Regions from separate parts of the Homo sapiens genome. Here all the other regions are linked to region 1. A link is a contact called in ENCODE Hi-C or POLR2A ChIA-PET data. All regions are on one chromosome and are shown on one strand. Each heading gives the region's core, a stretch centred on a gene start or an enhancer-like site at or near the end of the contact. The rest is flanking DNA. Distances are from core to core; before and after follow the strand shown. Region 1 holds the start of JUND (JunD proto-oncogene, AP-1 transcription factor subunit). Region 2 holds the start of KLF2 (KLF transcription factor 2). Region 3 overlaps EPS15L1 (epidermal growth factor receptor pathway substrate 15 like 1). Region 4 holds the start of SMIM7 (small integral membrane protein 7). Region 5 holds the start of USE1 (unconventional SNARE in the ER 1).

Region 1 (2,629 bases), core at 54-2,553:
GTGCAAAGGCCCAGAGGTACGATTAGTCCTGCAACTGGGAGGCCAAGGATCAGAGAGAGTGAGGGGAAGGAGGTCAGGGAAAGGAGGGTGTGGGCTCCATTCAGACAGAGGTGGGGAGCTGGAGGGGTGCATGCAGAGGCTGTAGGTCAGATCCAGATGTCCTAAGGATCCCTTGTGAGTATTGGTGGGGTGGGTCCATCTCTCCTCCCTCACACCCCCTTCCCAGCCAGTCTTAATAGTGGCTCATTAAGCCCTAACAGCCATGATAGTGGTAACAAGCATGTAATAATTATACCCGGCATTCCTGCCTCATCAGCCCAGCCCCTGGAGTTGGGCACCCTCGCCCAGGACATCACAGCCCTGGCAGACCTGGGGTTAAAACGTGGGCGGCGGAAGGAAGGGGCTGCGCAGGGGCCTGGACTCCCAGGTTCTAGGGTTCTAAGGGTGGACAAGAGCTCAGGCCTAGTCACAGCCCGGGCCCTGCTGTGACTCCTAGCTAACTCTCGGGGGATGGTCACTCCACCTCTCTGAGCCCAGTTTCCCATCTGTAAAGGCAGGAAGTAGGACTCCTGGTTCTAGAACGCACTCAGTGAAAATGATCAGGATCCAAGCGCTTTCAGCAACTTCTGGCGACCCTCCTCTCCCCTCCCGTCTCTTCCTGAGCAATCACACGCGGGGTGGAGGGAGGGAGGGAAGGAAGGAGGGAGGGTGAGGAACGCAGACCTCCCCACACCCCCGGCGAGCCCCCGGACACAGCCCCACCAGGCCTCCAGCCCCGTATCCGCACAAAGCCTCTCCAGAAGGCGCGCTAGGGGAGGCCCTGGCGGCACAGCAGAGCAGGAGGCGCCAAGGAGTTATTTAGCCATGCGGGACCCCATCCCCCTCCAGTCCCCGGAGGCCGGCACCGCCCCCGCCCCCGCCCCCGCCCGGCCGGGGCCCCACGCGCGGACACGGGGCGGGGCCTCGGGGCGGGCGGGCGCCTGGTGGCCCGGGCCCATCACGCCACCCGGGACGTGCCTTGGCGGAGGCGGCGCCGGGGAGATCGGTCGTACACAGCGGTCCCGGGGCGGGGTGACCCGGCCCGGGCGCGCGGCCGCCCCCATGACGTCAACCCACAAGGCAGCGCGCTGTTGTGGCGTTTACCGCGCGTCGCCGGGGCAACGGCGGCCGGGCGGGCGTCGGCGGCTTGGCCCCGCCCCTCCATGCAAATGAGCGACGTCACCCGCACCCAATGGCGAACGGGGGCGGTGAGCTCATCGCGCCGAGCCGAGGCTATAAGAGGGCGCACAAGTGGCGCGGCGCAGGAGCCGCCGCCAGTGGAGGGCCGGGCGCTGCGGCCGCGGCCGGGGCGGGCGCAGGGCCGAGCGGACGGGGGGGCGCGGGCCCCCCGGGAGGCCGCGGCCACTCCCCCCCGGGCCGGCGCGGCGGGGGAGGCGGAGGATGGAAACACCCTTCTACGGCGATGAGGCGCTGAGCGGCCTGGGCGGCGGCGCCAGTGGCAGCGGCGGCAGCTTCGCGTCCCCGGGCCGCTTGTTCCCCGGGGCGCCCCCGACGGCCGCGGCCGGCAGCATGATGAAGAAGGACGCGCTGACGCTGAGCCTGAGTGAGCAGGTGGCGGCAGCGCTCAAGCCTGCGGCCGCGCCGCCTCCTACCCCCCTGCGCGCCGACGGCGCCCCCAGCGCGGCACCCCCCGACGGCCTGCTCGCCTCTCCCGACCTGGGGCTGCTGAAGCTGGCCTCCCCCGAGCTCGAGCGCCTCATCATCCAGTCCAACGGGCTGGTCACCACCACGCCGACGAGCTCACAGTTCCTCTACCCCAAGGTGGCGGCCAGCGAGGAGCAGGAGTTCGCCGAGGGCTTCGTCAAGGCCCTGGAGGATTTACACAAGCAGAACCAGCTCGGCGCGGGCGCGGCCGCTGCCGCCGCCGCCGCCGCCGCCGGGGGGCCCTCGGGCACGGCCACGGGCTCCGCGCCCCCCGGCGAGCTGGCCCCGGCGGCGGCCGCGCCCGAAGCGCCTGTCTACGCGAACCTGAGCAGCTACGCGGGCGGCGCCGGGGGCGCGGGGGGCGCCGCGACGGTCGCCTTCGCTGCCGAACCTGTGCCCTTCCCGCCGCCGCCACCCCCAGGCGCGTTGGGGCCGCCGCGCCTGGCTGCGCTCAAGGACGAGCCACAGACGGTGCCCGACGTGCCGAGCTTCGGCGAGAGCCCGCCGTTGTCGCCCATCGACATGGACACGCAGGAGCGCATCAAGGCGGAGCGCAAGCGGCTGCGCAACCGCATCGCCGCCTCCAAGTGCCGCAAGCGCAAGCTGGAGCGCATCTCGCGCCTGGAAGAGAAAGTGAAGACCCTCAAGAGTCAGAACACGGAGCTGGCGTCCACGGCGAGCCTGCTGCGCGAGCAGGTGGCGCAGCTCAAGCAGAAAGTCCTCAGCCACGTCAACAGCGGCTGCCAGCTGCTGCCCCAGCACCAGGTGCCCGCGTACTGAGTCCGCGCGCGGGGCGCATGCGCGGCCACCCTCCCCAAGGGGCGGGCTCGCGGGGGGGTGTCGTGGGCGCCCCGGACTTGGAGAGGGTGCGGCCCTGGGGACCCCCCCTCCCCGAGTGTGCCCAGGAACTCAGAGAGGGCGCGGC
Region 2 (2,629 bases), core at 45-2,544, 2.0 Mb after region 1:
TAAATTCATTTTCTGGCGCGCGCTGGGAATCCGACCTCTCCTCCCGCGTCCCCCCGCCTGCGCTCCTGGCTCGTGCGTGCCGCCCACCTGTGTGCGTGCGCAGATGCGCCTTCAGATGCGAACTCTTGGTGTAGGTCTTGCCGCAGCCCGCGTAGCTGCAGGTGTGAGTGGCGGTGCGTTTGCGGGGCCAAGAGCGGCGGCCGCGCTTTGGCTTGGCCTCCAGCAGCTCCAGCGGGGACGCAGGCGGCGTGAGGAGACCGCGGGCGGCGGGGGGCGCCAGGCCCAGGGCTGCCGCGGCGGCGGCCGCGTCGTCGAAGAGACCGAAGGCTGGGGGCGCAGGCGGCGCGTAATGCAGGCCGGGCCCGGGCGCGCCGAAACCAGGGCCACCGAAAGGCGGCGGGAAGGAGGCGCGCGGACCGGGCGCGGGCAGGCGCGCGGGGCCGTCGGGGCTGAGCGGCGGTGTGTCGGGCGGCGGCGGGGGGCGGCCCCCGGGACCTCGCATGCACGAAGCCGCCGGGCCCGGGGCGCCCTCGCGCTTGAGGCCGCGCGGTCCACGGGTCAGCCCGGGGGCGCAGCCGTAGCCGCCGCCGCCGTCCGCTTCAGGGGGCTCGGCCTTGACCAGGCGGCCGGGCGGCGCCAGCAGAAAGCGGCCGTGCAGTGCGGGCCCCAGCGGCGCATCCAGCTCGGGTCGCAGCAGCTCAGACACCAGGCCACCCGCGGGGGCGCTGTAGGGCGGGGGCGCGCCGGGTTCGGGGTAATAGAACGCAGGCGGCGGGGGCGGCGGCGGCGGCTCCGGGGCGGCCTCGGCGCCCAGGCCATCCAGCCCCATGGACAGGATGAAGTCCAGCACGCTGTTGAGGTCGTCGTCGGTGCCGCCGGACTCGGGTTCGGCGCGCGGCCAGCGCTGCGGGCGACAGGGCAATGGGCGTGAGCGGGCGGCGGGGCTCGGGGGGCGCTGCTTGCCTTTTACCACCCTAAGTCCGCGATCCCCGTGGCCCGCATCCTCCTCTCCTGAGTCTGCAGTCCCCGCCTTCGCGTCCTGTCACCCCGCAGCCCACGTTCTACTACCCCGAGCCCGCCGCCCACGGTCCCGGCCGCCCCGCCGTCCCCGCCGCCCTCACCTCCTGCAGGCCGCGCTCGCGGCACGGGCTGGCGAAAGTGGAGAAGGACGGCAGGATGGGTTCACTCAGCGCCATGGCCGGGACCCGGGGAGAAAGGACGCGGACGGGGACACCGGTGAGTGGCTGCCCGAGGCCGGGCTGGTCGGGGCGCGGGCGGGCGGGGACGGCTCTGTGGGCCGCGGCCGGGCCCGCCCAAGCCTTATAGGCGCGGCGCGCGCGGGGGCCGGGCCAAAGCGGCGGCGGCGGAAACGCGTCCCGGATGGGGACGAGCTCCGGGCGCAGCCTAAATTTAGCCGCGGTATATAAGCCGGCGGGCGGCAGCGGCCGTGGCCACTGCGGCGGCCTGGGCCTTGCGCTGACAGCCCGGCCCCTCGCGCGCCGCCAGGGCCGCGCCTCCCCCTCTCCCGGGCCCCGCCCCCGCCCGTCTCCCCGGCGACGTTGTCAACACGCGCTCCACAACAGCGGCGTGACGCTCAGGGATCCCCCGGGCGCCCCGGGCTCCCGCCTGCGCGAGCATCCCGGGGACCTGGAGCGGGGGCGGTGTCGGGGCCTCTCAGAGACTCTCAGGGGAGCACCGGGCTTGGCGGTCTCCCCGGATCCCTTGACGGAAGGGGAGATTGGCTCCAGCCTCAGAGAGGGCTGCAGAACCCTGGATGGATGGGAAGTCTGGAGTCTCCAGGATTCATGGATGGGTGAGGCTGGGCCCCTCATCTGTTGTGGGACCACCCAGAGGGACCCACCGTGTGCACATCACCCTGTAAAAAAAAACACCTTGTGTAGACCTGGTGCAGTGGGTCACATCTGTAATCCCACCGCTTTGGGAGGCTGAGACAGGAGGATCACTCGAGGCCAGGAGTTCAAGACCAGCCTGGGCAACACAGTGGCCCCCATCTCTTAAAAAATAAAAAAAATTAGCTGGGTGTAGTGGGAGGCTGAGGTGGGAGGATCGCTTGAGCCCAGGAGGTCGAGGCTGCAGTGAGATACAATCACACCACTACACTCCAGCCTGGGTGACAGAGGAGACTGTCTCAAAAAAACAAACAAAACAAAACTTTTGTGTGGTAACATCAAGACACATTAAATCTTTGACATTTGAGACACCCACCCCCTCCTCCCCAACCTCAATAAGCCCGTCAAGTGCAGGGAAACTGAGGCAGAGGTGGCTGGGAGAAGTTGGAGTTGCGGCAGGCACAGGCAGGCTGGGTTCCTTTACTGACTTCCATAAATGAATTAAGTAACTCAGAGGACGGTGATGACAGTCATTCCCCCAATACAGCTCCAGCATCGGGGGCATCAGAGGACAATGCTGCCCAATGGGTCCCTTCAATGCTCCACCTCTGTCCCCCACACCATATCCCTGCTGGCCAGGGACTGTCACTCCTGTTACAACTGTCTGCCAGCCCTGGGTAGGCACTGGGGACACAGTAACCAAGAGATAGACAAGATCCCTGCCCTAGGGGACCTCCACTTTAGTGAAGGAGGGAAGGATAGAGGTTTATTCATTTGAG
Region 3 (2,629 bases), core at 97-2,596, 1.9 Mb after region 1:
TTTGTCCATCCCAGGGCACCCAGAGGTTTCTAGAACCCTGCTAGGCCTCTGTGCCAGGAAATGGCTGATGTGTGAGGCCAGGACAGGAGAACTGAGGCCGCTTCCTTCTGTCCTCTGGGCAGCCAATTCTGCTAGAATCCAGGGGACTGCTTGATCAGGCTGGTTTCTGGACATTGGAGGAAAGGGAGGCCCCGGGTGGGTCACTTAACCTCCCTGAGCCTCAGTTTTCCTGCCTGACCATGGGACCCACTCAGGCCTAGCAGGTGGGTGTGTGGGTGAAGCGCCTTGCACGGTGACGTGCTGTATGTGGTCTGTAGCCCCCATCCCCACCCTGCGGCACAGGGACCGGGACGCAGGCTTCTGCCATATGGGCACCTTTTCCAGGAAAGACAGGCTGGGCAGCTGAGGTGGCTGCACACATTCTGGGAGTCATTAATTGGGCCCTTTTCTCCCTGTGAGGTCACAGTTTAGTGGAAATCTTTTCCGTTAAAAAAAGCGTGCAGGGAGTTGAACTTCAAAGAGGGCTCCAGCGTCCTCTGTGGGTCATCGCTCATACAGGACCAAATGTGAGTTTGGGTCTGAGTCACGTGTGGCTTTGGTGCCATCTCTTGTGTTCTAGAGGCTGCAGTTTTCAAATTCCGTGGGAGCTGCTTGTCTTATTTTGTTTAAAGGTCAATTGAGGTGAAATTGACATTTGGTGTGGCTGGCATGCAGTGTGGGTGCACGGGCAGACAGGTGTTGACCTGGACAGTCACAGGTGGACCCCTCCACCTGGGAACCTGCAGAGGTTCCTCGAGGGAGAGTTCCGGTCACAGCGTACAGCTGAGTAGCCCACAGTTGGCCATCTGCCCTCAAGGCCACATACTCAGTTCTGTCTCCATCTAAGCCAGAAAGTGCACTCTGGGGACCACCAAGGGCCATCTCCTGGGGCATGCATGGAGCTTTGGTGTGGGCACTAAGTTCTTCTTGCCTGGAGGTCTTTTCAAGAAAGGTGTATCAAGGTATTAAATAACCAGCAGGTGTCTGTTTTGGGCAGAAGAAACTGGTTTCTTTCAGGCAGATGCAGCACAGACCCGGCAGGCTGCCGAAACCTGTCAGTTAGAGTTAGGTTAAAGTTAGCCGTGGCACACACCTCCCCCAGGTAAACAATGGTATATTTTCTGCAACGGACCGGAGATCAAGATCAGTCAGAGCTCACCGCTGAAGAGTTTCTAGGTAAAAGTTGTTGATTTGCAAAGAGAGAAACAGATTTTTTTTTTAAGTGCAGGAAACGGCTGTGTGGGTGTCAGTGATTGGGCCTCAGCCCTGCTGCGATAGTGGGATCCTGCGACCGGCCCCACCCTTGCCACTTCCTGCCAGCGCGGCCCTGCGTTGCGGTTCCTGCCTGCAGCGCCCGGTGACACCAGCCAGCGCAGTTCTACCGCTAACCAGCCAGTCACCTTTAACCTCTCCCCAATTTAATGATTATTTTATTACTGCTAATGACCTTTTCACCTCCTAAACAAAGCCGCATAGGTGATGGTGATGAGCATGTCTTTTCGCCCCCTCCCCACAGTTGCACTAACGAACAGCTTTTACCTAAGTTTAACCAGCGGCTGTCCTGTTTGATTTGAGCAGCTCTCTCAACAAAAGAAGAAGACAAAAGTCATTCTTCCCCTTGCAAACAAGCCCCTCCCGTACCTGTGTGTGGCATCCACCCAGGGTGGCCGTGAGTTCTTGACCTCCCTGCCGGGGGTGCCACACAGGATGCAGCCACCGAGGAAGCCCTGAGGTCCTAAGTGCTGCCAGCTCTCCCACTTCTCTGAAATGCCAGGCCAACATCGAAACCAGGGCTCAGTGACCTCTCCCCATCATGTGCCCATGTGGGTCCCAAAACCTTTTGTTGATTGCACAAGATCCACTTTAAAAATGGCATCTCCATTTGAACCCTGCGGTTAGCACCTCAGCCTTGAACTTAACTACTTCAATTTCGTTCCCACGATGATCTCAGAGAGATAATCCGGTGGGTACATGTGAAATTCTACAATGGGACAAGTGGTTCCACCATCTCAAGGGGCCTGGAAAATTCTGGCACTTGCCTGCCAGCCAGGATGGGGAGGGGGTCCCAAGGAGCCTAAAACGGCCAACCAGGTGGAGTCCCTCTTTCCTGCCCACGCCCCCCATCCCCCAGCACTGCTGTGTTCAAGGAAGCTTCAGAGCTTCCGTCTGAGCCCTCTGGAAGGTCTGTCTTAGGGCTGGGTGGGACCTGCTGACGGTGCCAAGGAACGGTCCCACTCTGAGAGGGAGGAATGTCAGCCTTGTATGTTTAAACTGACTGCAGGCAGATTGCCGTTTGGAGCACTTTCTGTTCTGTAAAGACCACTGAGTTTGAAAATAGAAGCATTTGCCTTCCTGGGCACACTGTACCCAGAGGCGGATCCAGGGAGTGTCGTGTGACTCGATTATCATCTGGTGTTCAGTGGGGTGCAAATGCTGAGGCCTGGGGGGCTGCAGGGTGGGGTGCAGGCCTAGAGTGGCTGGGCTCCCACCCCAGCATCTGAGTATAGGTGTGAACAGACGGGAGCCATCGCCCTGGGGACATCGGGTGTACCTGCCTCCAGGACACCTCAACCCCTTGCTTGGCACCTGA
Region 4 (2,629 bases), core at 1-2,500, 1.6 Mb after region 1:
CCGGCCCGCGCCACCCGCTGCCGGTCCCCTCCAGCCCCCCGCCCCGGCTCACCTGGCTCATACTTGAGGTAGAGGATGGAGACGATGAAGTAACTGAGGTCGAAGACGGGGAAGAGCGGCACCCGCGAGAAGCTGAGCGCCAGTTCGCCCAGGCTCAGCGCCGAGAGCAGCTCCATGGCGCCCGCCTGCCCGCCTGCCGGGTGCCACCCGGGGCCCCGGCCTCGTCCGTCCCGCCGCCCGCGGCCCGGCGACTGCGCCCCCGCAGCTGGGCCCGCCCCCGCCCGCCAGGCGCCACCCCAGGCCCGGCCCCCGCGGGAGAGGAGGGGCGACGGCCCACCCCGGGACAGGTGGTGGGGACGCCCAGCACCACGGACGCAGCTGGACGGTCGGGCGTCCCAGGCGTTGACCCTCCTGCCATCGCTACCCCGTTCCGCCCAGCGAGGCGGGGTGCGGGGCACCCGTGCAAGGCGAGGGAGGCTGGGGAGCTGCCTGTTCTGGGGGCCCGTCCCTCACGGAGCCCACCCACGCGGGACGCCCGTTCCCAGGGGGCCGGATCGGCCAGGACTTTGTCCCCGTGGGCTCAATTAGGACCCCGATCTTCGGTGGAGCCCAGTGAGGACCCCTACGCCATGGTGGGACCCCATGAATCAGAACCCCTGTTCCCCGTGGAGATAGGTTAGGACCTCGGTCCTCTGTGGAGCCCCGTCAAGACTTTTCTGCCCCATAGGGTCCGTTCGATCAGGAACCCCGTCTCCGGTGGGGCTCTGCAAATCAGGACGTCTTGTGGGGGGCAGCTCAGTGGGAACCCCCGTTCCCCATGGGGCCCAGGAGGATCTCATTTTAGAGCCCAGTTGGTTGGGGCACCCGTTTCTAGGGACCCCACTGCGTCAGGACCCCGCACCCTGTGCAGCTCAGGAGTCAAAGGATTCCTTTTGTCCAGAAGCCCAATTTGGGACCCCAGAAAGTGAGTAGGAATTGCTGCCCAGCTAACCCTACGGCATCGAGACCTCACGCATGCGCGGCACGCTTCGAACGCGTGACCCAATCCCGCCCCCAGGAGACCCCGCTCCTCCCATTCTGGCTCTCGGGGCCTCCCCAGCGAGGTGGGGCGCTCGCGCTCCCCTAAGGGGGTCTGGCCTGCAGAGGGCGGGACCCTCCCAGCCTTGACCTTCGATTGGCCCAGCCCTCGCCACTGTTGCTTTAGGATTGGTCGGCTTGTGCTCCTCTCCCCTCCCTCCCTGGGGCTTCCGCTTCCGGTTCTGACGGACGCTTCGGCCGTAACGATGATCGGAGACATCCTGCTGTTCGGGTAATTAGGGGGACCAGAGGCTGGGAAGAGAGAGCCAGGCAGGACGCGGGGGCGCCCCTAGTAACTGTAATTCTCCCTCTGCAGGACGTTGCTGATGAATGCCGGGGCGGTGCTGAACTTTAAGCTGTGAGTAGGTCGCGGCCGGACTGCGGCTCCATCCGGGGAACCCGTAGCCCCGCCCTCATAAGCGTGATCTCGGCGCACTTCTCAGGCCCCGCCCCCAAGCCGCAGGCCCCGCCCTATCCGCCCTCTGGGCACGCCTCCAGCCTGGTTTATCTTCCTCGCCCCCCACCCCCCGAGAGACCTTAAACCCATACTCTCCGTTCCTTGGTTGTCCCTCTGTTCACCTTCCTGGAGAGCTTAAGCCCCATCCCCCAAGAAATAGCCCCACCGCGGACCTTCCGCCCTGCACCCGCACTGTCGGGCCACTTTGTAAACGGTCGGTGGCTGCTGACCTGGCTGTGATTGTCCGGGCAGTGGGGGCCCAGAGAAGGGTATTGAACGTCAGAGGTCACACAGCAAGTTTGCGGCAGGGCCAGGGCTGAAACTTAGTGTTTGTGGCCTTCTGAGCTGGGGGTCAGGGGGCTGAGGACTCTATGTCCCATTGAAAGTGGACACTGTCTGCTCCTCTTTGTAGGAAAAAGAAGGACACGCAGGGCTTTGGGGAGGAGTCCAGGGAGCCCAGCACAGGTAAGGTCTAATTGGATCCTGGAATTGCATGGTCCACTTCAGAGGACAGTTCTGTTTCGCCAAGCCCTACCTTCGTTTTCTTTCTTTCTCTTTTTTTTTTTTTTTTTTTTTTGACACAAGGTCTTGCTCTGTTGTCCAGGTTGGAGTGCAGTGGTGCGATCATGGCTCACTGCAGACTCGACCTCCTGAGCTAAAGTGATCCTTCCACCTCAGCCCCCTTAGTAGCTGGGATTACAGGTGTGTGCCACCATGCCAGGCTAAATTTTGTATTTTTTGTAGAGATGGGGTTTCTCCACGTTGCCCAGGCCGGTCTCGAACTCCTGGGTTCAAGTGATCCCTGCCTTGGCCTCCCGAAGAGCTGGGATTACAGGCGTGAGCCACAAGTTTTCTCTTTAATTGAGCGTGTGTGTGAGTGGGAGATGACTGAGAATGTGCTAGCCTTTCTGCCTACCTCTGTCATCTATTTCTTTCTCCTACCAGACCTCCCTGATGTGAGCACTCACATCACTTCCTACCGTTATAATGTTCTGTTATGTTTGCTGTCATCTGGCTAATGTCTGCCCCTCACATATGACTGTAAACTTCAGAGAAGAGGCCCTAGCTTGGCTTGTCCCATCCTTTGTTCTTGCC
Region 5 (2,629 bases), core at 70-2,569, 1.1 Mb after region 1:
ATTGAGCTGATCCACATAAAGTGCTCAGAAAGGAACTTGTCATCCTCTTTTACGGCTGAAGAAACTTATGTGTCTTGTAAGTTGCAAGCCAGGACTCAAACCCTGCTCTTGGGCCAACTCTGGGGCTTAACCAGACACATTCCATTTTTGCCTTGTACCAAATTCCTATTCATCTAGCAAAGCCTTAGCCACAATGCCCCTCTGTTGGGCAGCCTTGTGTGATGACCCAGGGAAGAGATTGCTGGACCCCCTTAGGGTTCCTGTATCTGACAGTATTGTGGTTCTGGCTGCCTACAAGCATAGAACCCCTATTCCTGTCCAAGGGATTCCCAGGGACCAGGGAAGGAGCCCTACCGTGCCTAGTAGCTCACTCCGCATCTCGCTGGTGTACCGCGCCCGTGACTGCAGATGCACCGTCTTTGTGGCGGGCACTCGCTCTCTGGCTGTGGTTGGCACACGGCCAGGGGCCAGGAACTGGTTGGCCAGTGCTTTCTCTGAGGAGGAGGTCTGCAGAAATGTGGGAAGATAAGTCACTGGAGGGGCAGGTCCTGGGGACCAAAGTGAGCGGTGATGGGGGCTGAGGGGGCAGGGGCACCCCTTCTCACCAGCTTCTCGGCTTGCAGCATCCCCTTCAGAAAATCCACCTTCCAGGAATATTCATTGATCACCTCAGAGGCCGGTTTGCTGGAAGGCAGGAAGAAGAAAAACAAAACCTGTCCATGGTCCCCAGCTCAGGGAAGGGTCCCAGCTGGGATAGCGGTACTGGGATGTCCAGTAGCACAGCCACGTGCTGATGTGAAAGCCCTGAGGCTGCCTGCACTCACCTCGCGTGGACCTTCAGGGCCTGCAACATGTCCTCTAGGGCTCCCACGTACTGGGGAGGAAAAGTGGATTGTCACCCGGGGGTCTTTCCCATGTCCTGATCATGGGAGTCGGGGGGGCGGGGCCGACAAATGGGAGGGGTCAAGCGTAAAGGAGGCGGGGCCAGTGGGGGAGGGGCGGAGTCCCAGGGACGGGGGCGGAAGCTACAGGTGGACGTGGCGGGACTGACCGGAAAGGGCGCTGCCCGAGAGGCTACTGGGGCCGGGGAGTCGGGCCAGGTGGCTTCCAACCCTAGGAATCACCCCCCGGGAGTCGGGCTCTACGCGGCAGTGCGAGATCCCCTCACCTTCTCCAGGCGCCACTCGTCCGGGTCCCGTTTCTCCGCTGCCATCGCCTCGCAGCGGGATAGCAGCCGCACCAGGTTTAGCTCCAGCCTCGACGCCGCCATTATCGCCCGGCCCTACACCACCCCTTCCGCCGGCTCCATGTTAAGAGAGGGCGGAAGTGCCTTCAAGTGGCCTTCCGGGCGGATGTTTCCCCCGCGCTCGTTAGCTGGCCCATCTTTGTTTGGAGCGGAAGTAATATCTTGTTTTGAGACGGGGCGCTGGGCCGGGCGCGGTGGCTCAGGGCTGTAATGCCAGCATTTTAGGAGGCAGAGGTGGGAAAGGATTGCTTGAGGCCAGCCCGGGCAAGATAGCGCTACTCTATCTCTATTTTAAAAAAATAGGAGAGGCGCCACCCCATTCTTACTTAGGCGAATCACTTGCTTTTCCTCGAGAGCATGTTAACCCTTCGGGAATGATAGGACGACCGGGGTCTTCTGGTGTCAGACCCGCGTGCAGTGTGCCCTTTTGTTCTGTTTTGCCTGCTCAAAGTACCTCCCCGCACCCCACTCCTACCTGGATTCTTCCCAGTCGGAGCTATTTCACGTCCACACACCCTTCCCGATTTCTGTAGCCTGGGATTCAGGAATCCAAGGCTTCCCCCACCTCAGCAGGGCTCATCTGTATTGTGGTTATGGGTTTCCAGGTCACAGCTCCAGCTCTGATTCCATCCTCGGCCCTGGGAGAGTTTAACTTTTCTGGATCCGCTTCTTCCCCCGGGAAATGGACAGTGTGACAGTACCTGCCTCAAGGGGCACATGAGACAGCTCTGCCTGAGAGTGAGCAAGGTGGGGCTGGGTCCCCCCTAACGCCCAGACCCCCATGGAGAACCCCTTCCCAGCCCACCTCAGTACCTGGAAGCTGAGTACCCCTATGCCTTGCAGTGCCTCTCTTCTGGAGTGACAGGATGAGGGTGGGGGCTTCACAGGAACCAGGGCCTGGCATGCAGCCTTCATGTTTTCCCACACCTTAGGTCATCTGCACCTTGGTTACACCAGTGGGCCTGATGTCCTTGAAAAATATCATAGACGGGTAGGTGCGGTGGCTCACACCTGTAATCCCAGCACTTAGGGAGGCTGAGGCAGATGGATCACCTGAGGTCAGGAGTTTGAGACCAGCCTGGCCAACATGGTGAAACCCCGTCTCTACTAAAAATACAAAAATTAGCCGGGCGTGATGGTGGGTGCCTGTAATCCCAGCTACTTGGGAGACTGAGGCAGGAGAATCGCTTGAACCCAGGAGGTGGATGTTGCAGTGAGCCGAGATTGTGCCACTGCACTCCAGCTTGGGCAACAAAGCAAGACTCCGTCTCAAAAAAAAAAAAAAAAAAAGAAAATACCATGGAGGGCCAGGTGCGGTGGCTCACGCCTGTAATCCCAGCACTTTGGGAGGGTGAGGTGGATGGATCACTGGAGGTCAGGAGT

The links. A loop is a pair of places that touch in the nucleus more often than their neighbours do. ChIA-PET counts read pairs that join two places held with the same protein, here RNA polymerase II (POLR2A). Pooled maps may share reads with other maps.
Region 2: a loop to region 1 is called in a map of ascending aorta, with 6 times the contacts of the local background. The contact joins the promoter of KLF2 here to the promoter of JUND in region 1. A Hi-C loop is called at or near these places in 1 of 168 maps with a recorded cell type or tissue (ascending aorta) and 8 of 50 pooled maps. POLR2A ChIA-PET finds 5 or more read pairs at or near these places in 2 of 52 experiments (CD4-positive, alpha-beta T cell and CD4-positive, alpha-beta memory T cell).
Region 3: a pooled map shows a loop between it and region 1 (4-fold over the local background). The contact joins the enhancer-like site here to the promoter of JUND in region 1. A Hi-C loop is called at or near these places in 3 of 50 pooled maps. POLR2A ChIA-PET finds 5 or more read pairs at or near these places in 2 of 52 experiments (CD4-positive, alpha-beta T cell and activated CD4-positive, alpha-beta T cell).
Region 4: a loop to region 1 is called in a map of breast epithelium, with 29 times the contacts of the local background. The contact joins the promoter of SMIM7 here to the promoter of JUND in region 1. A Hi-C loop is called at or near these places in 1 of 168 maps with a recorded cell type or tissue (breast epithelium) and 3 of 50 pooled maps. POLR2A ChIA-PET finds 5 or more read pairs at or near these places in 3 of 52 experiments (H1, HEK293T and WTC11).
Region 5: a loop to region 1 is called in a pooled map, with 6 times the contacts of the local background. The contact joins the promoter of USE1 here to the promoter of JUND in region 1. A Hi-C loop is called at or near these places in 3 of 50 pooled maps. POLR2A ChIA-PET finds 5 or more read pairs at or near these places in 5 of 52 experiments (IMR-90, PC-9, WTC11 and 2 more).

Annotation. Positions count from the first base shown.
Region 1 is chr19:18,280,296-18,282,924 of GRCh38, reverse strand. JUND (JunD proto-oncogene, AP-1 transcription factor subunit) reads left to right here and starts at 1,303. Exons shown (of 1, transcript NM_005354.6): 1 at 1,303-2,629. The coding sequence starts at 1,441. The coding sequence ends at 2,484. MIR3188 (microRNA 3188) reads right to left here and starts at 848; the gene lies at 764-848. It overlaps LOC124904652 (a long non-coding RNA gene), which reads right to left and starts at 833. Exons shown (of 2, transcript XR_007067154.1): 1 at 1-833. RefSeq lists silencers at 825-1,824, 2,405-2,629 and an enhancer at 1,318-2,169.
Region 2 is chr19:16,323,491-16,326,119 of GRCh38, reverse strand. It overlaps KLF2 (KLF transcription factor 2), which reads right to left and starts at 1,294. Exons shown (of 3, transcript NM_016270.4): 1 at 1,122-1,294; 2 at 88-904. The coding sequence starts at 1,196. It overlaps KLF2-DT (KLF2 divergent transcript), which reads left to right and starts at 1,450. Exons shown (of 2, transcript NR_186323.1): 1 at 1,450-1,813. RefSeq lists silencers at 67-156, 627-676, 707-956, 1,047-1,776, enhancers at 1-726, 727-1,499 and a promoter at 1,149-1,984.
Region 3 is chr19:16,370,393-16,373,021 of GRCh38, reverse strand. The region is part of intron 22 of EPS15L1 (epidermal growth factor receptor pathway substrate 15 like 1); the gene reads left to right. Among named protein-coding and RNA genes, the nearest start is that of KLF2, 47 kb to the right of the region's middle. RefSeq lists enhancers at 920-989, 1,130-1,299. Within about 2 kb of position 1,346, at least 22 of the 41 ENCODE cell types and tissues checked have a DNase peak (open chromatin) inside an H3K27ac peak, as active enhancers do; they include CD4-positive, alpha-beta T cell, where a contact is called at or near this core.
Region 4 is chr19:16,658,765-16,661,393 of GRCh38, reverse strand. It overlaps SMIM7 (small integral membrane protein 7), which reads left to right and starts at 1,250. Exons shown (of 5, transcript NM_024104.4): 1 at 1,250-1,309; 2 at 1,394-1,435; 3 at 1,947-1,999. The coding sequence starts at 1,284. It overlaps TMEM38A (transmembrane protein 38A), which reads right to left and starts at 255. Exons shown (of 6, transcript NM_024074.4): 1 at 53-255. The coding sequence starts at 176. RefSeq lists silencers at 188-437, 458-657.
Region 5 is chr19:17,214,047-17,216,675 of GRCh38, reverse strand. USE1 (unconventional SNARE in the ER 1) reads right to left here and starts at 1,319. Exons shown (of 8, transcript NM_018467.4): 1 at 1,169-1,319; 2 at 825-874; 3 at 606-684; 4 at 355-507. The coding sequence starts at 1,270. RefSeq lists a silencer at 926-995 and enhancers at 1,016-1,335, 1,099-1,679.